2 separate regions of the Homo sapiens genome follow, and region 1 is linked to region 2. A link is an interaction called in ENCODE POLR2A ChIA-PET data of the cell type or tissue named here. Cell type or tissue: Panc1. All regions are shown on one strand. Each heading gives the region's core, and the rest is flanking DNA. Links, peaks and the distances in the headings are about the cores only.

What was found. ChIA-PET counts read pairs that join two places held together with the same protein. Peaks named below come from ENCODE experiments on the same cell type or tissue, not always from the same donor. Only the 100,000 strongest peaks of a DNase experiment are listed, where the experiment ranks them.
Region 1: POLR2A ChIA-PET joins it to region 2 with 20 read pairs; 2 of 35 experiments call an interaction of 5 or more read pairs at or near these places.

Annotation. Positions count from the first base shown.
Region 1 is chr5:124,231,904-124,243,950 of GRCh38, reverse strand. The region is part of intron 4 of LINC01170 (long intergenic non-protein coding RNA 1170); the gene reads left to right. Among named protein-coding and RNA genes, the nearest start is that of LINC01170, 200 kb to the left of the region's middle. In Panc1, for the core only: no CTCF peak of the experiment used is centred there; no DNase peak of the experiment used is centred there; H3K27ac peaks cover 1,503 bases.
Region 2 is chr5:123,737,571-123,749,617 of GRCh38, reverse strand. No RefSeq gene overlaps it. Among named protein-coding and RNA genes, the nearest start is that of CSNK1G3, 230 kb to the right of the region's middle. In Panc1, for the core only: no CTCF peak of the experiment used is centred there; no DNase peak of the experiment used is centred there; H3K27ac peaks cover 1,342 bases.

The sequences.
Region 1 (12,047 bases), core at 1,569-9,568, 490 kb before region 2:
AGATGTGGGCTCTCACAACCTTGTGCAGCTCTGCCTCTATGACTTTGCAGGGTACAGTGCCCCTCCCAGCTGCTTTCACAGGCTGGCATTGAGTGCCTGCAGCTTTTCCAGGCACATGGTACAAGCTGTTGGTGGATCTACCATTCTTGGGTCTGGAAGGTGGTGGCCCTCTTTTCACAGGTCCACTAGGCAGTGCCCTATTGGGGACTCTGTAGGGGCTCCAACCCCACATTTTCCTTCTGCACTGCCCCAGTAGAGGTTTTCCATGAGGGCTCTGCCCCTGCAGCAAACTTCTGACTGGACATCCAGGTGTTTCCGTATATCCTCTGAAATTTAGGTGGAGGTTCCCAAACCTCAACTCTTGCCTTCTGTCTACCTGCAGGCTCAACACCACCTGGAGGCTGCCAAGGCTTGGGATTACAGTGCTGGGATTACAAGTGTGAGCAACCATGCCTGGCCTCACATCTGATTCAGATGAGCCTTTGGACTTTAGATTTTTGAGTTGGTGCTGTAATGAATTAAGACTTTTGGGACTATTGGGATGGAATGAATGTGTTTTGCCTTGTCAGTAGGGCATGAATTTTGGGGCCAAAGGCAAAATTCTATGGTTTGAATGTGTTCTCCAAAATTCATGTGTTGGAACCATAATTCTTAGTGCGACAGTGTTGAGAGGTGGGGCCTAATAAGAGGTGACTGGGTCATGAGGGTTAACTCTCATAAATGGATTACTGTCATTTTTGTGGGAGTGGGTTAGTTATGGCCAGAGTGGCTTTGTTGTGAAAGTGAGTTTGGCCCCTTTTTGCACACTAGCTCTTTCCCTTTCTTGCCTCTCTGCCTTCTGCCATGGTATGATGTAGCACAAAAGCCCCTCGCCAGATGCCAGTTCTGTGCTCTTCTTGGTCTTTCCAGCCTCTAAAACTGTGTGCCAAATAAATTTTTATTTATTATAAATTACCCAGTCTGTGGCATTCTCTTATAGCAACACAAAGCAGACTAAGACATAAACCATATATCAAACAAGTGCAGGGATGAAAACCACTGCACTCGTTTTCATCACTGTCTTAAACACTGTATGTCAATGAACGTCCTTAAAATTTGTTTGAAAAGGTACTGCTTTGGTAGAATGTCCTCTGGGAATGTGACTTCTGCCTCTGCCTGCATTGCTATACTTTTCTAGATTTTTTTACTTCTTTCTTTTCTTTTTTTCTTTCTATTGCTTTTTAGATGGAAACTCCCTCTGTCACCCAGGCTGGTGTGTGCAGTGGCATGATCTCAGCTCACTGCAACCTATACTTCCCAGGTTCAAGCAATCCTCCCACCTCAGCCTCCTGAGTAGCTAGGATTACAGGCATGCACCAACATGCCCGACTAATTTTTTTTTTTTTTTTTTTGGCATTTTTATTAGAGACGGGTTTCACCATGTTGGCCAGGCTGGTCTTGAACTCCTGACCGCAAGTGATCCACCCACCTCAGCCTCCCAAAGTGCTAGGATTACAGGTATGAGCCACTGTGCCCGGACTGATTTTTTAATTTCTTGTGGCTTTCCCTTTGCAGTCAGAAGTCTGTCCTGCCTCAGACAAAATCTTGAGCAGGCATTTTTTTTTTCTTCTGATGCCAATTCCACCCCCTGCTTCTTTACATTTAACAACAGTTTTTGTAAGAAAAATTCAGAGAAAGAAAATCTTCAACTATCACCTTACTTTTAGCATTTAACTATTTACTACATGTAAAACACTGATATCATCTGAACTTGGAACCCTTGCTTGTGTTAACATTTTCTCCTACTCCAACTCTCTAGCCTTTCTGTCCTCCTGCCATTCTTTCCTTCCCCTTTACTCTTTCTCTTATTTTCTTCCTCTTTTTCTTCTCTTCTTCTCTGTTCTCCTGTTCTCTTCTTTAGGTTCACTTGCCTACTTTAATCCTCTCTCCTACATTTCTTTCTCCATCTGTTTCACTGCTTTTATCCAACTCCCCCTAATTTGTGTTTCTTGAACCAGAATCACTTTTCTTAGAGCAGGCAGCTGAACTTGCTAATTTACTCTTATTAGAAGAGGAGGAGCAGATTTTTTTAAAATAAAACTCTGCATAATCAGAGGCTGATTTAATCAAAGAAAAAGACCAAGTATGGAGTGTGAACACTAGGATTTTTGGCCACCTTCTTGTGAAGTTACCTTGGAAACATTATTTAGTCACTCTGTGACTCAGTTTCCTTATTTGTAAAATAGGGATCTGGTAGCACCTGCCTCATTAGGCCTGTCCTATCTATTGATTTAACATGGGTATAGTGCAATTGTACCTGGCACACAATGTGTTGAATATGATTATTGTTACTCATTACATGTTGAATATGACTATTAGCAGTATTTTTAAAATTAGAGTAACCCTTCTGACAGATGAAGAAAAAAGAGTGCTTTAACAAAAAGATAAATTTATAATTTACCCATATTGTTTGGATGCAAATGCTATTCTATTGTGTCAGCTAACATTTCCCTTGTTAAAGCTATTAATTGACTTATAAATTCCTTTGTTCATAACTCAGGTACATTTCCTTTTGAACAAGTTACGCTATTCTCATGTGTCCACCATGGAATTAAGCAGGTGAAATTTGTTAGACTGGTATGACCTAGTCTCTGCATCATATAACCCTGAGCAATAAATGCTCTATCTAGTTCTCTCCTGCCCACATGATAGTTTCACAAGAAATACACAGTTATATGCTATTTTGGTTATTGACAGGCAGGAAAAAGGGTGTGCTTGCAGCTGAATTCTTGGTTCTTTGTTCTACTTATAGATGAGAATCCATCCCATTATCTTTTCCAGAACTTGAAAGTATTTTTAAACAATAAACTACACCCCTTACAAACTTCTAAATCATGAAACAAAACAGACGATAGCCAAAGGGCAGAGGGGAGGAAAGTTGATTTGAGCATTCTCTGTCCATACTCAATTGCCACTAAGGCTTGCAGAGCTTCCCCTAGAACCCTGCTTTCTACTTCCTGACACCTTCACACCTCCTGACAACAATCATCACTGTCTACCCTGCACCTCTAGATCCCATGAGCCTTAAAGAGCTGAAGGCTAAGTGGCAGTGATCTCTTCTCCTTCTATGCCATCTTTCCTCTCCATATGAAGGGCTCAGCAGTAGTATGACAAGATTCAGAGAAGTGTGGAGAAATATGATGAGGTGGGGACTATTTGGGATGTCTCTCCTTCCTCTAAAAGCATGTATTGAAACAAAAACCTCCATTCAGATGTCTTCTTTTTTTCTTTTTTGAGATGGAGTCTTGCTCTGTTACCCAGGCTGGAGTACAATGGCACGATCTTGGCTCACTGCAACCTCTGCCTCCCAGGTTCAAGTAATTCTCCTGCCTCAGCCTCTCAAGCAGCTGGGATTACAGGTGTGCACCACCATGTCCAGCTAATTTTTGTATTTTTAGTAGAGATGGGGTTTCACCATGTTGGTCAGGCTGGTCTTGAACACCTGACCTCAAGTGATCCGCCCAACTTGGCCTCCCAAGTGCTGGGATTACAGGCATAAGCCACTGTGCCCAGCCCAAATGTCTTTTCTTTACCTATAGGACTAGCTCATATGAGATATTTATAATTATCTAATCTAAAGTGATTAGATTCTGGTTGGCCAAGGACTGAAGAGTTTCCTGGGACATATAAATTTCATTTGCTAAATCAAAGACAGTCCTAGACTGACTAGGTGATTGGTCATCCTAGAAGTAAGTACTACATATGATACAGAATTATTTTACTTAGGTATGAAAAAAAAGATTCTATGTTAATAGATAACACAAAAGTGAAGTATAATCAAGGATGTTCAAAAGGTTCGCTAATTTGCACTGTAGTCTATGCTCATTTAGATCTCTAAAACCTTGCCTCACTACTCATCCCTATCTATACATGTCTTCAGCATGGCAAGTGAAACTCCCACCTCTACATTGAAGGATGTTACCTATTGCTGTATAATACATTGCCCAAAACCTTAGTGGCTTAAAACAACGATTTATTATCTCATCATTTTAAACGAGTTGAGAATTCTGGTACGGCACAGTAGGTGTGGCTTATATCTACTCTACCTGTCTGGTGCCTTCTCTGAAAAGTTCAAGGGCTGAAGGCTGAAATGATCTGGAAGCTTGACTGCAGCCAAAGTCTCCTCCCATGATGACTCATTCCCATGTCCTCTCCAGAGGGCTGCTTGAGTGTCCTCACAACATGGCAGCTAGCTTCCTCCCAGAGCTAGTGATCCAAGACAAATCATGTCAAGAATGGAAATGCTTTGAATGACCTAGGCTTGAAATTCACACACTATCACTTCCACTACATTCTAATTATTAGGAATGAGCCACTAAGTACAGCCCACATTCAAGGTGAGAAGTGAATTTTACCTTTTGAAGGATGGAGTGTCAAAGAATTTGAATGCATGTTTTTAAACTATCAAAAAGTGTTGCAGACAAATGCCTCTGAGCATGAAATGCCAAAAACTTTTCTTAAATGCTGATTTTTATTCTAACAGTAATAATAAAATAGCTTACAACAGGGTACTTATTACATTCCAGACATTGTTCTAAACTCACATGTATTCTCTTGCTAAGAAACCTAGCAACGCTATGGGCTTTTTAATCCCTGTACAGCAGATGAAACTGAGGCCACAGAGAGGTGAAGTAACTTCCCCTAGGTCACACAGATAGTAAGCACCAGAGCTGGGATTCAAACACAGCCATGTCAGCTTCACAACTCCTTTGCTACATGCGATTGCATCACAGTGATTTTTCTTTAAAAGCTAAGAAAACAAAGTTTGTGATTTTTTTTTTTTTTTTTTTTTTTTGCAGGGAAGTTATTTTATGGTTACCAGTCTAATGGTTTTTATAAAATCCAATTCTTCTCACTGACTTTACTGCTTCTATTTTATCTTATGTCAGACAACTTTGGTTATCCTAAGAAGTTACATTTTGGAAGGGAAAGGTCAGGAGTTTATAAGTTATCTAAAACCTTCTGGGTATGGTGAAAACTGTCCTATCCATCACAAATGGTAATTTTGAGATCAGAAGGAAATGATGAATGAAAGCATTATGAAATCTGTAAAACTCTCCAGAGCTAATATATGCTCCCTGTATAAGGTGGCGTCTCTGTTCTATTTTTCTGCCTTACCTCCTGAAGCAAAACAAAATGACATTAAGGTAATTAGAAGAGTCACTATTAATTTGGATTCAGCTCATGAAGACTCCTGTGGTTTTCTCTCCTGTGTGTTTTTCTAGCGTGATTTTCCCCCATTTCCCAATATTCTGTGAACTTACTAGGCAAATGTCAGCAAGACTGGGAAAGTCCTCAGGTGCTTATTGTTTGTAAGTGAACGAGCCTCCATCGGATGGGTTGCTGCTGCCCTCGCCAAGGCATGTTACTGCACGCAGTTTGCCTTGGCTGGAAGTTGTGGTTACTGGTGAGATGTGGTACAAGCTGCACCACTATGGTCTGAATGTTTGTGTCACCCGCAAATTCATATGTTCAATTCCTAACCCACAATGTGATGATATCCAGAGGTGGGGCCTTTGGGACCAGTGCTCTTTTTCTTTCTTTCTTTCTTTTTTTTTCTGAGACGAAGTCTTATTCTGTCACCCAGCCTGGAGGGCAGTGGTGTGATCTTGGCTCACTTAAACCTCAGCCTCCAGGGTTCAAGCAATTCTCCTGCCTCGGCCTCCTGAGTAGCAGGGACTGCAGGTGCACCACCACACCCAGACCACTGCTCTTTTAAAAGAGACCTGCGAGAGTTCCTTTGTTTCTTCTGCCATGTGAGGAGGCACAGTGAGAAGTGAGCTCTTTGCACCTGGGAAGTGGGCCCTTACCAAAACCTGGCCATGCTTATACCCTAACTCAGGTTTCTCCAGGCTGTGGGAAAGATATTTCTGCTCTTTATAAGCCACATAGTCTATGGTACTTTGTTGGAACAACCCAAGCAGACTAAAACACAACTGAAGCCTAAAGGTGAACATGGGCACTAGGAAGTTCACTGGGTACAAAAGGAAATGACAAAAGGATTGCAGGGGTACATGGAGGAGGGGAACAGCAAAACAAGCCAACCATACAAACTGTGTATTTTATTAACTTAACAAACCGGTAGCACTTACTATGTACCAGGAACTGTTCTAAGCTCTTTTAAAATATTAACTCATTTATCCTCGTAACAACATTGTGAGGTCACAACTATGTATGGGCTCCATTTTATAGATTAAGATTCTGTTCAGAAGCACTAAGCAGTTATGTCACTTGCCCAAGGTCACACAACTGGTGAAGAGTGGAGCTGGATTCCACTCTTAGGAGTTTGGCTCCTGAATAGTGGTTTTTATCCACTCTGTAAAGCTACCTCCATTTTGTCTCAGAGTTTGGTCTACTCCAGAAGGTTCACATCACATCATTGTTGATCTCAGAATGAAAGCCAGTTCTCACTTAATGTAGTGTTAGACATTTCCCATAGAGAGAAATGTGGCTGGTGGTGGGAGGAAGGGATACTCCTCAGCTAACCAAATATCGGTAGCTAAAAACTCTAGCCTGAATTGATATATATTGCAGCATGCTGTCTGATATTTCCCAGATGTGTGGAAATAATCTTAGAAGAACATTTAATATAATAGTCCTTTTGGCATTTAAATATGGGTGACAGGAACTCTTTAAGGCTGCATAAACAGAGCACACAGGTGTTAGAAAAACAGCTGTGAATAAAGGCCAGGTCTTTTCAAACAGAGAGAGAAGTGGTGCGATAAAAGGGCTATAACCTTGTGTTTTTAGGCTTATGACCTTTGTTTCATTAGGTGCACCTTTAACTGTGATAATCATCCACTTAAATGAATATCATTTCCTTACAATTACAGCAGGGTCATACATAATACACTCAGTTCCCCTGGCAGCCTATGTGTTAGTCATGCATATTTCATGAGCAGTTTTATTCCCCAAGTCACTTGCAAGCAATGCTCAATCCCATGGCTTTGGTGCCTAGGAAATAAAGGTCTTGTCCATAAAGAGATCTCAGGGCAATTATTGTAGCTCTGCACTTTATCAAGGAGAGCAACCGAATGACCTGCTTGTAACATCTGACCAGCACTATTATCAATTTTCTTCTTAATATACATGATTCCTCTCAGTTATCAGTGGATATGGGAAACATGTTCCTCTGATTTTATTTGCCTGATGTAAATTGTTTGAATGATGCCTAGTGATATAAGGAGAATATAAGCCCTTAAGAGAATATTTGTAGCAACCTAATGAGTGTAAAAAGAAGGGGGAAAAAAGCCATGTCCCCATGTCTACAACATACTCAATACTTGTGGGGCAGCAAAAAATAGATCACAGTCCATGGAGCATGGTCAGGCAATTTAAGTGAGTCGACATCTGTTTGTGCAATGTGATGTTTTTCCCAGCTGCATCAGCTGCTGGGAAATAAAGTGTTGGAATGATAATAAGCAGAAAGGAAGTTTGCAGTAACAGTGAAATATAAGCCTCTTCATAGTCTCAATATCTTTTGTGGGCAGTTTCCTTTTTTCTCTTTTCAAGACTATTGAGTTCATCAAGACAGCTTCATCTTTGTGAGATCTCCCACCGCACTTGGAATATGATCGAAGAAATGTGAATCCCATCTGCCAGGTCTTGCGGGTTGACTTTCTAGGTTGGATAAAACTGAAAACAATTTACTTTTTAAAAATTCTGACTTTCTAAACGTCGTCTATGCAGAAAGTAGCTTCATTGTCTTTTGCCCCCTATAACTGCTTTCAGTCTTTCATAGTTGAAATACACTGAAATTATAAGAGCTGGGCCAGGTTAGGGCCAAGATACTTGAATCATATCTGTTAGTTCAACATCCTATCTTCCCACTACACCCTGCCCCGGAAAGATTTGGGTGGAAACCCTTGTTCCGCACTCTGCAAGTTATAGAGAGGAGGGGGGAGGGGAGAGAGAGAAACATTTCCTCTTAAACCAGCAAAATTAATATTTACGTTGTTAAAACATTAGAGAAGCCACAGAAAATTATTAATCTAAAAAGGTTATAATTATCTTTAAAATGGTGGCATCCATTGAAATGTAAATCTTAATGTGCAGGGAAAAGGCTCATGTTCTTGGTGCCTGGGGCCGCCTGCCCGGCTGCTGCAGCTGCAATTGATCATTCCAAATCAAAGGGAGAGGGAGATATCTCTGGTGGCGGGCGGGCGGGGGAAGGGTGGTGGGGGGTTGTGGGGGAGCAAGCAGATAAAGATGCTCTGTTCTTTGGGTCTGTTATAAAAAAAAAAATGAGCTGGAATGTGTTTCAAATCTCTCTTCTGTTGAATTTGCAGCCCTTCAAAGCTTACCCACAATAAATAAAAGTTTTCAAAACCCATAGACTCTAAAAGATTCATTGAAAATTCCTCTGAATTAAGCATCTCTCTCTCTCCCTCTCTCTCCTTTCCTTCCTCCTTCCCTCTCCTCCTATCACTCTTGGTCTAAAGTTACCAAAGCCAGCACAGTTTGAAACAAATGTGAATTAGATGATTAAATATGAGGCATATTTAAACTCTTAATGCTTTCATTGATAATGTAGTTATTTTTTGGCCTGCATTCTGGAAAATGAATGCATTGATTACATTGCTCAAGAAGACAACCTGGTCTAAAGGAAAGAGTAAGGTCAAAGGAAAGAGAAAGAGGACCCAGTGAAAAAGCAGAGGCCAAAAGTGTGAAAGCCTGTGTCAGAGTCCCAAGGCCAAGGACTCAGGAGTTCACCAACAAATGACAGGAGACAACTGGAATCTTCTACAGCCCCTCAATATTACTGACTGTGTAGACATTTCTCAAGGTCCATTAAATTCTATTTGATGTACATTAAAAAAGATTTAATCACAGATGCCAGTCAGCTAACCAACCCATTAATCTAGCTGTTTTTCCTAAGAAAATTGTATTTAAAAAGGTCTTTTTTCCTCAATTTAATTTAGTCATCCTTTTAAATTTCATGTATTTATCATGTAAATGTGCCTTATTTGCAAAAGAAAAGCATGGGATTCAATGAAATAAATAGTTATTTCATTAAAATGGATACAAAAAACCCTGTGATTAGGGTAATTAATTTGCACACTAAAAGCTATCTTCCTGGTTCAGATCATTAATATTGATGGCCTTCGATTTTGTTCTCAGTAATGTTCCTTGAAATATACTCAGAACTGGGACCAGGGCTGAATGAGCAGCCATCAGAACACAAGTAAAAATGAGGCATCAGTGAGCATTTGGGGCTGCCTCTCTTCCCTCTTCTTCAGCCAGCAGCACATAATGTAGAGACCTGTGTCCCAAAATAAACTCGGCTGATTCTGTTTGAATGAGTTGGTGTGGTTTATCTTATCTCAAATGTCAGTTATTGATGCCTGGCACTTATTGATGTGTGTCTTCTTTTGGAGGAGGAAAAAAACATTTAAATTGCAAAATAACATTACAGGAGATTATGTCTAGGTACCACATGCTGTTATGCACAGCATTGCCAGATAACAAGGCAACGTCTGTCAATATACCTTTCTCATTAGATTTTCATCTGCATATTATGCAAATGGATTCGAGCAGGTTTCCACTTTGATAGCTCTCTGTCACAAGTTTGAGTCAAGGCACATATTTTGTTTCTGTTCTGTTCAGCAGATGTATTCCACCAAAGACCTTGTAGAAAAGGTGTCATATCAATGTGCTGCACTATCAAATGCAGCTGTAGGCTGCACTCACATGAAAATCAAATCCTGGAACAATTTGAGATTACCTCACTTCGCTGTGTCAGCATGCCCAACATTCCTGGTGATGGAAAATGAATTAACATTCTGTACTAGATATATGTATGTGCGTGCAAACAGATTCATACAGCAACATAGGAGCTGCTTGATATTTTAACTTGCATTTCAGGGTTTGCTGACAGAGATGTTGTAAATGCTTTTTAATTACAGATAAAAGTATGATTTTTAAGACTGGTTTTCATTTTCCCAACTGTTCTTCTTTTTTTTTTTTTTTTTCTGACATATTGCCCTTGAAGTTCCCCTTGCAAGAGATTATACATTTATCCAAAGTTATCAGAATTACTCTCGTGCCTCTGCTACTTTGAAGGTTGCTTTCAGACTATTAAATCTTTTCCAAAAATAAGGATGCCAGAACAGAGGTCTTTAACAATCTCCATTGTTGTTTTAGGGTCAGAAGTGCTTGTGTTAAAATTTGAACACTGTTTTATTGAGTGCAGATTGTGTCAGGGCTTTGTCTCACCTCTGATCTTGATAGTGTGAGTTCTAATGCTGGTCTTGCACTCTCCCTGCCTTTTTTCTTTTCTTTTCTTCTCTTTTCTTTTCTTTCTTTTCTTTTCTTTCTTTTTTTCTTTTCTTTTCTTTCCTTTCTTTCTTTCTTTTTCTTCCTTCCTTCTTTCCTTTCTTTGTTCTTTCTTTCTTTCTTCTTTCTTTTTCCTTCCTTCCTTCCTTCCTTCCTTCCTTCCTTCCTTCCTTCCTACCTTCCTTCCTTCCTTCTTTTTCTCTTTCTCTTTCTCTCTCTCTCCCTTCCTTCCTTCCTTCTTTCCTTCCTTCCTTCCTTCCTTCTTTCCCTTTTTTCAGGGTCTCATTCTGTCACCCAGGCTGGAGTGCAGTGGCACAATCTCTGCTCACTGCAACCTCTGCTTCCTGGGATCAAGTAATTCTCCTGCCTCAGCATCCCGAGTAGCTGGAATTACAGGTGCCCACCACCATGCATGGCTAATTTTCGTATTTTTAATAGAGACAGGGTTTCTCCATGTTAGCCAGGCTGGTCTTGAACTTCTGACCTCAGGTGATCCGCCCATCTCGGCCTCCCAAAGTTCTGGGATTATAGGCATGAGCCACCACGCCTGGCCTCTCCCTGCCTTTTAAAATGCTTTCAGGTATTTAGTTCTATACTTGGAACTATAGAACTAAAGAAGTAATTTAGTACTAAAGAAGCAAATAAGTAATTTATTCAAGGAAGATAGCTTCATGTATTTCTGGATTTCTACAGTGTTCTGTAAGCAAGACAAGGCAAAACAAAAACAAAACAAAACAAAACTAGCCAGAACGATTTCTCAGACTCTGGTGAAAACTTCGTTGGGGTCGGAGGGGCGGGAGGGGGGTGGGAAATGGAAGCTTTCTATATCTTCCCCAAGACTACTCACTGGGCCTTCTTTGCCCGTCTTGTTTTGTGCAGCGCTTGAAGTGGGGCACGCTAGGTGCCCTGTCATAAGACAGGGTGCCACCGCAGACGGCAATGTGCTAATTAAAAAGAGGAACGCAGCACCAGTCTGCTTGTTATTATTCATGGTAAGCATGCAGCAAATCACTTAGCTGTTTGCTTTAAGAAAAAAAGCTTTTTAAAAATTTCTATCCTATTTTTTCCTTTCTTTTCCTTCCTTCTTTTTTTCTCCTTTTCTTTCTTTCTTTTTTTTTTCCCCCCGGACTACCCTGTTTAAAAAGATACTCATGGTCTCAAAGACTTTTTCTAAAGAATGACATTGAAAAGACATTGCCCCGAGGTTTGGTAGAGCAAAAGTCTGGATCATTTGTACTGTTCAATGTCATGCCTTTTTTCCCCCGATTCTTCTTTTAAAACAGCTATTCACTCATTACAATATGCTTTCCACAATATGCTTTCTCTAACCGATTAACAAGTAGGTGAGATGAGTAGGGAGTATTGTTCCAGGGATTTTTTATTTTTTTAAGCATTAAGGAGAAATGATAATAAGAAAAACAGTTTTCTATAACTTAGATCCCCTGAATGCTGGCATTAGAAGGGATTTGCAGCCTGTTAGGCCATGTTCACATTTATTAAGATGTCAGACACTGAATAAAGCAGAAATAGCATTGTTTTAGAAATAGCAATCAATCAACTTCCCTCCCACAAGCAAAATCTAAGTTCAAACACCATAAACTTGGACTTTGAGATTCTGGTACTTTACAGGAGGCAAACATGACGTAGTAGACAGTGTTTTTTCATTAACATGAACCTTCGCATTTGCTTTTCCGAAATGTATCACCATTTAAAGGAAGCTGTCATAAGTATTT
Region 2 (12,047 bases), core at 1,289-9,288:
ACTATATATAATATATATTAGTATATATAATATGTATTCATATATATAGGATAATATGTTATATATAAAATGTGTAATTATATATTATATTTTATCAGAATTTAATATACATACAAATCACCTTATATTCATAAAATATATTACACATAAGGTGATTTATATGTACATTAAATTCTGAGAAGCACTGATATAATTATCTTTAAGATGTTAAAACCAAAGAGAAGAATCGTAGCCAATATAGTACCTGTACCTCTTTCCTGTGGCCCCTAGAAAATGCCAACTTGCGTCTTATATAATTTTATAAAGTCTCAGGGCTAAAGAAGTAAAGGCCAATGGATTTCCTTGACACCACTTGAGAAATTTGTTTTCTCAAATCTCCAAATTATCTAATATTTTTAAATAGAAAATATAAGACTGAGAGCCAAGACATTCAAACACTAGCTTCAAACACCAGCCAGTATTTGTGTGTCGCTGGGTAAATCAGTCTACTTCTCTATGTCCACTCCGTGTTCGGGTTCTTGGGATTCAAAAGAGATATAGTCTCTTTTCTTCAGTTTCCCATCTATAAATGAAAGAGCATTTTAACAAAAACAAACTAGTACATATATATAAACTGTCATAGCACTTTTAAAGAATAATGAGTAACTGGACAGAGCGGAGCTGTCCACTTTGTTTAGAAGTCTGGTCTCTGGCTAAAGGAAGCCATCTCAAGTGTTTGAGGACAGGAGAGACATGAGAACTGAATTTTAGAACTATTTATCTGGCATTGGATAGAATTAACAAAAAACAGACTGAACACAGGATATCCAGTTAGGATGTTGAAGTTGTCCAGCGAAGAGATGATAAAAACCTGAAGCAGTAGAAGTGGCACAGACAGAGCTGGTAGGACTAAAACTCATGGAAGTGTGCACATGTGTGCATGCATGTGTATGTATGCATGTGCACACGCATGTGCTGTGTGATGAGGGGAAGAAAAGGAGTTGTGAATAACTCCTAAGTTTTTGTAGGGCAATTGAAGGAAATGGTGAGGCTACTGAGAGAGAAAACATGGTGGGAGGAAGTAGGTTTGGAACAAGGAAAGGAAAGAGATAATGAGTTTTACCTTGAGCACTCCAGATTTGAGAAGCCTGAGGACATTTAAGTGGTGACACCAATAGACAGGAAGGAATGAGGATCTGTTCCTCAAACAAGATGACACATAAAGGACAAACTAGTAAACCCGTAGTATCAGAATGGAAAGTGCTGACATTTTGAAAGCATATATATAGAAGGAAAAGCTTCTGATGATAATGTATACATACAGCCACTTCAGAAAGAGCATTTAGAAGTGCAATTAGCCTGGATTATTTTAATTCTAAGAAAAGTATGAAACTTTAAGACAGAGGAGACAAAATCAGAAGTATAGAGGGCCAGCAGCAGCAGCTAATAGCTACTCAGCAAACTGCAAAAGAACACAATATGTTCTACAGACATAAAGAGGGACTTATAGAAAGATTTTCTTATATCTAGATTCTGTTCAATAATGACCTTTTTTTTTTATCATTTCTAGACTTAAGGGGTATGTAATCACAATATGTCTCAGTTTTACAAGAGATCGTCTGTGATCTCTTGGTGTGAGGTCACAAGATATTAGTAAGTAATGAAACACGTTCAGAATGCTCAATAAACCCATTTTCCAGTAAAGTACCCTGACCATTAGCTCTTACTATGTTGATTAATACACATCTCTATGAATATTAAACACATATAAACTACACTAAACATCAATAACTAGAGAAAAATGGGAGAGAACACTACAAAGCGAGGTAAGAAGCTGTTCCAATCGCTGGCCCAGAAGAGGATTCTCCCTCATGTGTAGATGAGACAGGAGGGTAGACTATTAGAATACTTAGCCTATTTGATTTAGAGATTCAAAAGTAAACCCAGTTTAGATAATCTCACGTTCTTTCAGCTCCTAACTGCTTTCCCATTCACTGTCTTATGGTGAGTATTGAAAAGAGTTGCAGAAGATTTGAGCTAATAAAGCATTAAATGCAAAATCTTATTTAAAATGAGCACTATTGTAAGGAATCAATATTGTGTGTTTGCTTTCATAAATCCGCCACCTATATACACACGCTTGCTGAAGCAAGCATTGGAGCAGCAGGACTGCCCTGTCCCTCAGAGAATGTAAGGGACTCTCCCTGGGATATCGGATTCTGACTTCGAAGAATTGGTGCAAATAAGTGGCTTAAGTGGACTGATAGAGAAATATGCCTTGGCTTTATCTCTTGCTTACCAGCATTCAGGACCATCTTGAACTCTCAGGTGAGAAATGGATGTTTTGGCACCTACCACAAGCCCTACCAGAAGTACTGAGGATAACATTTCTGGAACATACTCACACACACACACACACACACACACACACTCACTCTCTCTCTCTCACACACACACACTCTCCCTCTCTCTCTCTTTCTCTCACACACACACACACACACACACACACACTGTAACGAGGAATTGGAACCATGGGAGGAAGTTCTGTAGGCACAATGTGAGTTTGCTGCTGTTGCCTTTTCTTCCTGGGAAGGAAGAGAGATAGGAAGTAGTAGAGAAGAAATGCAGGTTGAAAAAGCTAACAATACAGTGAAAGCAACTGGAAAAAAGAAGAGGAATGCAGCAATACCAGCAAACTGAGCCAGTAATTAATTCAGAAGCAAGAGGTCATTATGGATTTAGTGTGGAAGAAGAAAGTAGCTTGAACTCATTTAGATAAACACTGACTAAATGTGAAACAAAGTGCCAAAGTCAGCAACGAAACTGGCAGAAATCAATTCAACAGAGAACATTTTTCAGAGTCGGACATCAAGCTAAGCAGAGGCATCAAAAAAGTCTCCCTCCTGCTTTTCTGCTTTTGTCTTCCAGCAATCCTTGAAGACTAGTCTATTTCCAGCAGGAAAGAGGGGATGAGACAATGGTTGATGTTGGAGCATACTGAGCTGGCCTGGGATTCATGTTCAGATCCTAATTGTTAGTAAATAACTTAGCACTTGGCCTAATTTTCCTTGTTTGTAAAATAGAGATGATTATAGTATGTTCATAGTCGGTTTGTTGTGATATTTTTCACAAGAGATAAATAATATTTAGCCCATTTGTGGTGATAACATTAACTACTCAATAACTAATAAATGTTATTAAAACCATGGAAGTCAGAATTGGAATAATAGCTTACTTACAGAATTTACCTGGGTAAGTGCTTTATACGTATCAACTCATCTAATCTTTATAACAACCTTGTCACAGATGAGGACCCCAAGGCACAGAGAGGGTAAGTAATTTACTAAGGAACTGAACCTCAAGCAGTTTAGCTCCACTCTGTCCTTTAAAAACTATGCTACGTTACCAGAAGGGCCCTTGGAACAAATCTGTACAACTTTTATATTTCACAGATGAGAAAACTGAGGCTTACGATGGTGATGTTATTTATCCTGCATCACACAGCCAGCCAGGACCACTGGTAGAGGAATTTAAGAGCCTGTTTCTATTGGAATCACTTCCCAACCCCAAATGAATAATCTAGGGCCTGTCACTAAAGGTTAAAATGATTGTCACATTTTATCCAGCCACTTTCCTCTACAGAAAATGCAATGAAACTGTATTTATTTATATCACATTCATAGTGGAAAAGGTATATTTGTAACAAAAATTGATAAATCTGCAACTTGTGGTATTTGTTTTTATGATAAATGTTAAGGAATAGAGAGGACGGGAACCAACCTCTATTAAGTAACAGCTACGCTTTCTACTTCCTGTGCTATGAAAACAGTCAACATCTGATCCACACAGATACAGGATAGGTCCTGTGGCCAGGAGAGTCTAATTAGAGCTAGTAAAAATAAGATTCTCATTCTGAAGGTTATAAATAAAACATAAGCAGTTGTATTATCTGGTAACATTTAATTGACTGGGAGGAGGTAAACTATGTGTTTATACTGAAGTAGAAATCTGATTATCACAGCCTTTGGAATTCACTCAAAATTTGTTGAGTAGTCATTAATCTGGTAGGCGATGAGTAGCAAGCTTTCCTGGTACAACTTGAGCACCCCTAACTGGAAAATCTAAAATCTGAAATGCTTCAAACTCTGAAACTTGTTGAGTACCAACATGACACCACAAGTAGAGAATTCCACACCTGATCTCAGTGACAGTTTACAGCAAAATGTGGTCAAAACATTGAACTTTGTTTTATGGACAAAATTATTTAAAAGATTATATAAAATTACCTTCAGACCATGTGTATAAGGTGTATATGAAACATAAATAAATTTCATGTTTAGACTTGGGCCCATCCTCATGATATCTCATTATGTGTACGCATATATCCTTAAATCAGGAAAAATCTGAAATCCAAAATACTTCTGGCCCCAAGCATTTTGGCTAAGAGATATTCAACCAGTATATGGGCAACTTTCCTTAGACTAAGCATGCTGCCTCAAGCTATAGGAAATTCACTTCAAACTGGCATCCAATAAGGTTCTCAACTTCAGTACCAGAATCCACCTCAGGTTACGATGTAGGCAAAGGGGCAGAAGGAGGTAACAGCTCCATCTAAAGAGTTGTTTGTCCTAAAACTACCTTTGGACAAACAAATGCAAATAAAGAATTGTTCTCTTCTTCACACTTCTTCTCCCACCTCAATATGAATCAAGGCTACCATAATAGTGGTATTGAACTCTTTTAAATGAAAATAGTGATTTCCCAAGACAGAGACACCAAAATTCAACGTTAGAACCTCAAACGATTCTTCCTAAAATAAAGACTCCATGCTCTACAAACCAAATCTTTCATGGTGTCTTTACACTAATAACTCCTTTACCATTCATTCAGGTCCTAAAAGTGCTACAACTGTACAGTTCTGTTTACTAGTGTTGTTCAGTTTTTTCCGTGCACCTCAAGTGGACACTTTCTCTCCACTGAGCCATCCACTAGAACTTGTGGACTCCAACTTATGGGAAACAGCAAGGGTGTGGTAGAATCAAGGCTATTGGAATATGAGCCACCATTACCCCAGGCCCCCACTAATATAAAGGCAACAAGTATGTGTCTTGGCAAAGAACTCCTGCTTGGGTGAGAAGAACAGGAGGATGGCCTGCTCTTTCTGCACTCTTGCACCTTATGCCTCCTGTCCAAGATTGCTTGTAGTGATTCCAAGTGCTGACTCTGCTGAAGCTGAAGATCTCAGTGGGGCAAGTGTTATGGAGAGTGATTGATTGAAATTCAGAGCACTTCGCAGAATGATTTGTTTGACATTCCCAGTAGGAAACTCTTGTTTGTTGAACTTATTATTCATTCATGTATTCATGAAAAAAATACAATAAATGCATAATCTCTGCATAGTGCCTCAATGATCACATTGAAATGAACCCAGAGCTTCCCAGTGCTAAGCAAGGTCTTTAGTTTGCAACAGAACAGTTTTACATTGCAATATCATTAACTGTGTCTAGAGTTTACATTATGTTTATAAATCAGCAAGGGAAATTTAACCTGCATTGTAATTTAAGGTTATACAGAGAATCAGACATTAAAAATGCATATGCATAATAATAACTCCTTGTGTGACTTTTTTTCCTCCTACTGAGTGATTTAACAATTACCATGTTGAGACGTAACTGAGTCTGTTCAGCTAGTGTTTGTGTTTTGACTTTTTGACAACTAGAATGTAAGCCAGGGGAAATGCAGAAATTATTTCCAACATCCATGGGTAACTTGGGAAAATGGTTCTTTATATAAGCTATTAGAGTAGGGGAAAATATGCTACAGTATTTGGAAAACAACTGCTGTTAAATGCTGTTTTTTAGAATAACAGCTATTACTAGGCCTGAAACAGTAAGGTCAAAGTGTTATAATGGACTATTCTCGGTCTGGACCTTAAATGTTTACACATACAGCTGCTATAGTGATAGTTTTTGGTCTTCCTAGAAAGAGCCATTGCAGAAAATTCAAGAAAGGACCATCAGGGCATGGCGACCTCTTTTCAAAATTGAGTACTCCTGCAAGCATCAGAAGGCAAAAAGGAATTCCCGAATTATATTGTACATTCTCTTGCTTCTGAGTTTTGCCTGTAATAACCTCTTTGATTCTTAAGCACCCCTGGCGAAGGCTTCTATTATCTCCCAGCATGTTCTAAAAAACAATAATAATAATGAATTTACCTGATTTTTTTTTTTTTTTTTTTGGTGTTGGGGGGATGGAGTCTTGCTTTGTTGCCAGGCTAGAATGCAGTGGCATGGTCTCAGCTCACTGCAACCTCTGCCTCCCAGGTTCAAGTGATTCCCCTGCCTCAGCCTCGCGAGTACCTGGGACTACAGGCGTGCGCCACCACGCCTGGCTAATTTTTTGTATTTTAGTAGAAACAGGGATTCACCATGTTGGCCAGGATGGTCTGGATCTTCTGACCTCATGATCCGCCTGCCTCTGCCTCTCAAAGGGCTGGGATTACAGGCATGAGCCACCACGCCCAGCCACCTGATCTTTATCGTGCTCAAATTGTTAGACTCAACTGAAAACACCAGATTTAACTCTCATTTCAGGGTTGCAAAAAGCCAAGAAGAGAAACCTATCCACCTGAAAGGGCTTTTTGAAGCCTGGGGAAACCAGACCCCTGAAATCTTTGGTGACCCTCATCATGGTTTTATATTTTATTCATGTGTCTAGAATATCTGTAGAACATCTATTTAATATCGCATATCTATTATGTATCCTGAGCAGATACCAGCTTGCTACTTCCACTCTCTGTTAGGCAGCTCAACCCAATTTCTTTACCAACATTTATTAAACCACCATTTTTCAGCTCTCAAAATCTTACGACTTTGCAACATTCTCCTTTTTAAACTTTTCCTTACCATAACTTTTCCCACCGCTAAAACCACGCACATATTTCCAGAGTCAATATACACCATATTCTCTTCAATATTGTATTTTGGGTTCACATTTCATTTTTCCATTTTCAAAACAACTTATCTAAATCATCCTCGTGTTCTCTTAAGCCTTTCTGAGGCAGCATCCCAAGAAAAGCTCCCTGCCTTCAAAATTTGAGCATGTCAACATACCAAAGCTGCTGAAATAATTTTCTTCCAAGTCTATTTCAATTATATGCCCCTAAGCTTATAAACATGGCGTCATTTCTCATCATCAGCTGTTTCAACTCAGAAGTTATTTGCCTAGCCCTTAGGATATTCCTCAAGACTCTTCACCCCACCCCCCCTCTTCCATCTCATTATCCCACACACCTTTCCACACACATTCTTGCTTTGTCTTTATGTGTGTTCCTCTTCTTGTGTAATATAATGTTGTCTTCTCTCTTTAGCCCTCTCACTCCCTAAACTTCACTAAAAATACTCACACTCTTTGAAAATGTCAAAATGTATGATTTGAAAAGGCAAAATAGGTAAAAGTTTGGTGAATGCAACAAAGAAAAAAGATTACACAAACTTTAAAACAGAAGTGAGAAAATATCATATATAGGAAAAGGATAAGAATTTTCTGAATCATGAGGGAATTATAGGTATAAATACATACAACAAAATTTGAAAATTTAGATAAAATGATTAGGAAAATAAAAAGTCAAACAAGAAGAGGCAGAAGGCCAGACACAGTGTTTCACACCTGTAATCCCAGCACTTTGGGAGGCTGAGATGGGAAGATTACTTGACCCCAGGAGTTCAAGACCAGCCTGGGAAAGATAGCAGGACCCTGTCTCTATTTCAAAAATAAGAGGTAGGAAACACAAATATATCAATAATTATAAAAGAAATTTAAAAGGTACTCCAGAAATAAAATTATTCCGTCTATCTCCTAAAAAAAGATCTACTACAGATATTTTCATGAGAAATGTAAGATGAAAAGTATAAATTCTGTTTTTAGAACTACTCCAGAGCATTTTAAAAGTTTAACAACTTTCTAAATAAATGTATAAATTATCATAACTCTGATACTAAAGTCAGGGAAAAATAGGATTAAAGGATACTCCCAATCATCCTTACTTATGAATCCAAATACAAAAATTCTAATTAAAATATTGGTGAAACTACCTAAAAATGTATACATGAGTAACATATTTTGAAAAGTAGCTTCCAAATATCGATGTAATTATTAGCAATAAAATTCAGTATATTAATATAATTAAAAACTGGAAAAAGAACTTCCACTTCTTCAATGAGGAAGTAAGTGGCCCCAGACCTGTTCCTGCCACCCCGTAAATAAAAATAAAACTAGACAAATGTAAGAAGCAATGTTTTCAGACATTAGATAACAGGCCCCATATGACTGCAATCTTTGAAGATAGGTCAATGATTAAGGTAAGCCTTATGGTTGCTCTATCTTTTTGACTGAAGGCACTTTTTGGATCATGGTTAAGGAAGGTTCCAAGCAAATTACACTTAATGAGTAATGTGAACCTCTAAAAAGGCAAGCAACAAAGCACAATAGGAAAATGAATCTGAACAATTTCCAAGTTCACAGAGCTGAGAGATGTTCATGTTCTAATACATCATAGTGAAGGGACCTTATTAAAAGCCCAGCACATTGAGGGAAGATCCCAAAAGGGTCATGCTTAAATTATTTAAGGGTTATGCTTAAACAAGCAAACCAGATATTCCACAAAACATCTAATATCCAATAAAAAATTACTATACGTGTGAAGAAGCAGAACAATGTGACAAATAAATAGGAGAAAAGTCATTCAATAGAAATAAAACCAGAAGTGATAGGCATAATAGAATTCTCATACAAGGATTTAAAAACAGGTAATATAAATATGTTCAAGGATTTAAAGAAATACAAGAAGGAAGTGAGAAAAAATGGACACTATAAAATAAAATTATCAAATGGAGCTATACAGGTAGAAAACATGTTATCTGAAATAAAAATCTCAGTGAATAGGATTAGCAGCAATTTAGTTACTATAAAAGAAAAGATAAGTAAACTTGAAAATATGTGCTAATCGTCCAAATTGAAGCACAAAAAAGCCAGAGCCAATTATATGCTGTCTACAATAAATGGCTTTAAATAAAATTATACAGAGGTTGAAAATGAAAGAATGAAAACAAATATCCTAAGCCAATAGTACTAAAAATAGCTAGTATAGCTTTACTAATATTAGACAGAAATTTCAGCACAAAGGATATTACCAGAGATAAATAAGATCATTTTAAAATGACAAAGGAGACAAAAATCAAAAGGACGTAACAACTTTAAATTTTCATGTTCCTGATAATAGAGATTCAAAATATATGAAGCAAAACACACAGGACTGAAAAAGAGGTAGAAAAATTCACAACTATAGTCAGGGATTTCAACACACTTCTCTTGATAATGATAGAATAAGTAGGCAGAAAATCAGTAAGTATATAGGACATTTAACCACTGCCATAAACAAACTTAAACTAATAGATACTTAAGTAGCATTACATACAATAACAGCAGAATACACATTCTTTTCAAGTGTATACAGAATATTTACTAAAATAGGCCATATTCTGGGCCACAATACAAGTCTCAATAAATTCTAAAGGATTCAAGTCATGCAAAGTAAGTTTTCTGGTAACAGGGAATTGTATTAGAAATTGATGAGAGGAAATCTCAAAATATTTGGAAATCTAATGTGACGTTACTGAATAACCCATTGATCAAAGAAGATATCACATAGGAAATAAGATAGTCTGTACCTGAATGAAAATTAAAAAACAGGATATCAAAATTTGTATGTTGCAGTGCTTAAAAAGAAATGTATAACTTTAAATGTCTTTATTAGAAGTGAAGAAAGGGAGCCAGGCATCCACCTTAAGAAAATAAAAAAGAGGAAGAAATCTGCAGTTAGCTATAATTACACCACTACACTCCAGCCTGGACAATGGAATCCATTTGTGAAAGAAAGAAAAGAAAAGAAAAGAAGGAAGGAAAAGGGAAGGGAAGGGAAGGGAAGGGAGGAAGGAAGGAAGGAAAAGAAAAGAAAAGAATAGAATAGAAAAGAACAGAAAGAGAAAGATCAAACACAAAGTAGGCAAGTGAAAGTAAATTACAAAAATAAAGGCAAAAATCAATAAAATTGAAAACAGAAAAAACTAGAGAAAAATCAGTGAAACAAAGAGCTGTTTCTGTGAGAAGTTTAATACATCTAATAAGTCTTTAAAAAGAGTGATCAGAAAATAAAATTGATTTACCAACAGCAGGAAGACAGAGGAGACATAACCACAGATCCTACACATATTACAAAGATAATAAAGGAATATTATGAAGAACTTTATGGTAGTAAATTTCATAGTCTAGATAAAATAAATTTATTGAAACAAAGAATGCATGAAAGCTCACTTAGAAAGAATACATAACTCAAATAGCCTTTTACCTATTTTTTTTAAATATGATTTTGTAGTTAAGAACCTCTCACAAAGGAAACTCCAGGCCTAGGTGGCTTTGTTGATGCATTTTATCAAACTTTTAAAGAAGAAATAATACCAATTTTTTTTGCAAACTCTTTTAGAATACATATAAGAAGGTAATACTTTCCAACTTCTCCCATGAGTCCAAAAATACTCTATTACTAAAACCAGTAATCAAGCATCAAAAAGAAAAAGCAACTACAGAGCAATCATGAACATGGAAACAAACACTCTCAACAAAAAATTACTAAATCGGATCCAACATTATGTAAAAAGAATAAGAAATCATGATCAAGTGGGTTTTATCACAGAAATTCAGGGTTGGGTTAACAAAATACAACCAACCAATGTAACTCACTATATAAACAGATTACAACAAAAAAATGTGATCATCTTAATAAATGCATTAGAAGCATTTGACAAAATCCAAAATATCAAGTCATATTAACTAACAAGAAACTACAAAAAAGGAAACTTTTTAAACTTGATAACATCTATTGAAAATCTAAAGGTAACATCACACATAATGGTAAAACAATGAACTCTTTCCTTCTAAAAGGAAAGATGTCTACATTTCAGTGGAGGTCCCAGCAAGAACAATACAGCAAGAAAAAGAAATAATATGTATGGGTAGAAAAAGAAAAAAGTTAAAAAGAACATTCTTTGTGAATAAGATGGTTCTCTATGTAGAAAATCGTAAGTAGTCTACAAATGATGGCATGCGTGAAACACACATTAATTATATTGTTTGAGACCTTCTCAAAGAAGGGCCTGGGAGGTACTCTAGATGATGGGAAAGGCAGGGCAAGATCCTCAAGCAATAGGAAAAAAAAGTGACGTAAACAGAATAAGTATGTGAATGTAATATTTTAAACTGCCACGATAAGCTGATTATGCAATTTCTACCTAGTTAATCAAACAACTTTAAGAAGGGTCAGAAGTAATAAAAGGATTTAGTAAGATGACCAGGTGCACAACCATCATACAGATCAATAGCTTAGTGGTTCAAGAGCAGACTATGGAGAAATTCTTTGCCTTGTTTCACTCTGGCTCCACTTTTTCCCAGATATATTATAGTTGTCTCCATGTCTCAGTATCTTCTATTAAATCAGGTTAATAATGGCACAATCCTCAATGAGTTGCTTTGAGAATTAAATGTTTTTATACATGTAAGGCACTATGCCTGGCATATAGTAAAGTACATTTGAGTGTTAGCTCTTTTTTCTTATGTCAGAGCAATAAATAATTCAAAGATGTTATGAACAAAGGTACTCCTTACAATACCTGCAAATATTGTAATGTCGCAAGATTTAGTCCTCAGTGTTAGAGGTATGTGAGGAAAGTTATAAGATACATGAAGAAAACTATATTTTATGGAAGGACAAAGTAAAAACTGAACAAATTGGTAACTATATTTTAGATTTCAAGTCTTAACCTTATGAAGGTGCTTTATAAGCATTTAAGTCATGTAAAGTCAACTACAAATTAATCTATAATTAATCTACAATTCAGTGCAATCCCAATCAAAATCCCAGTGGGATAATTTATAGGACTTGATACATTGATTCTTAAGTTCACCAAGAAGAGCAAAGAAAGGAGACTTGCCCTACCAAATACAGTAATTACAAT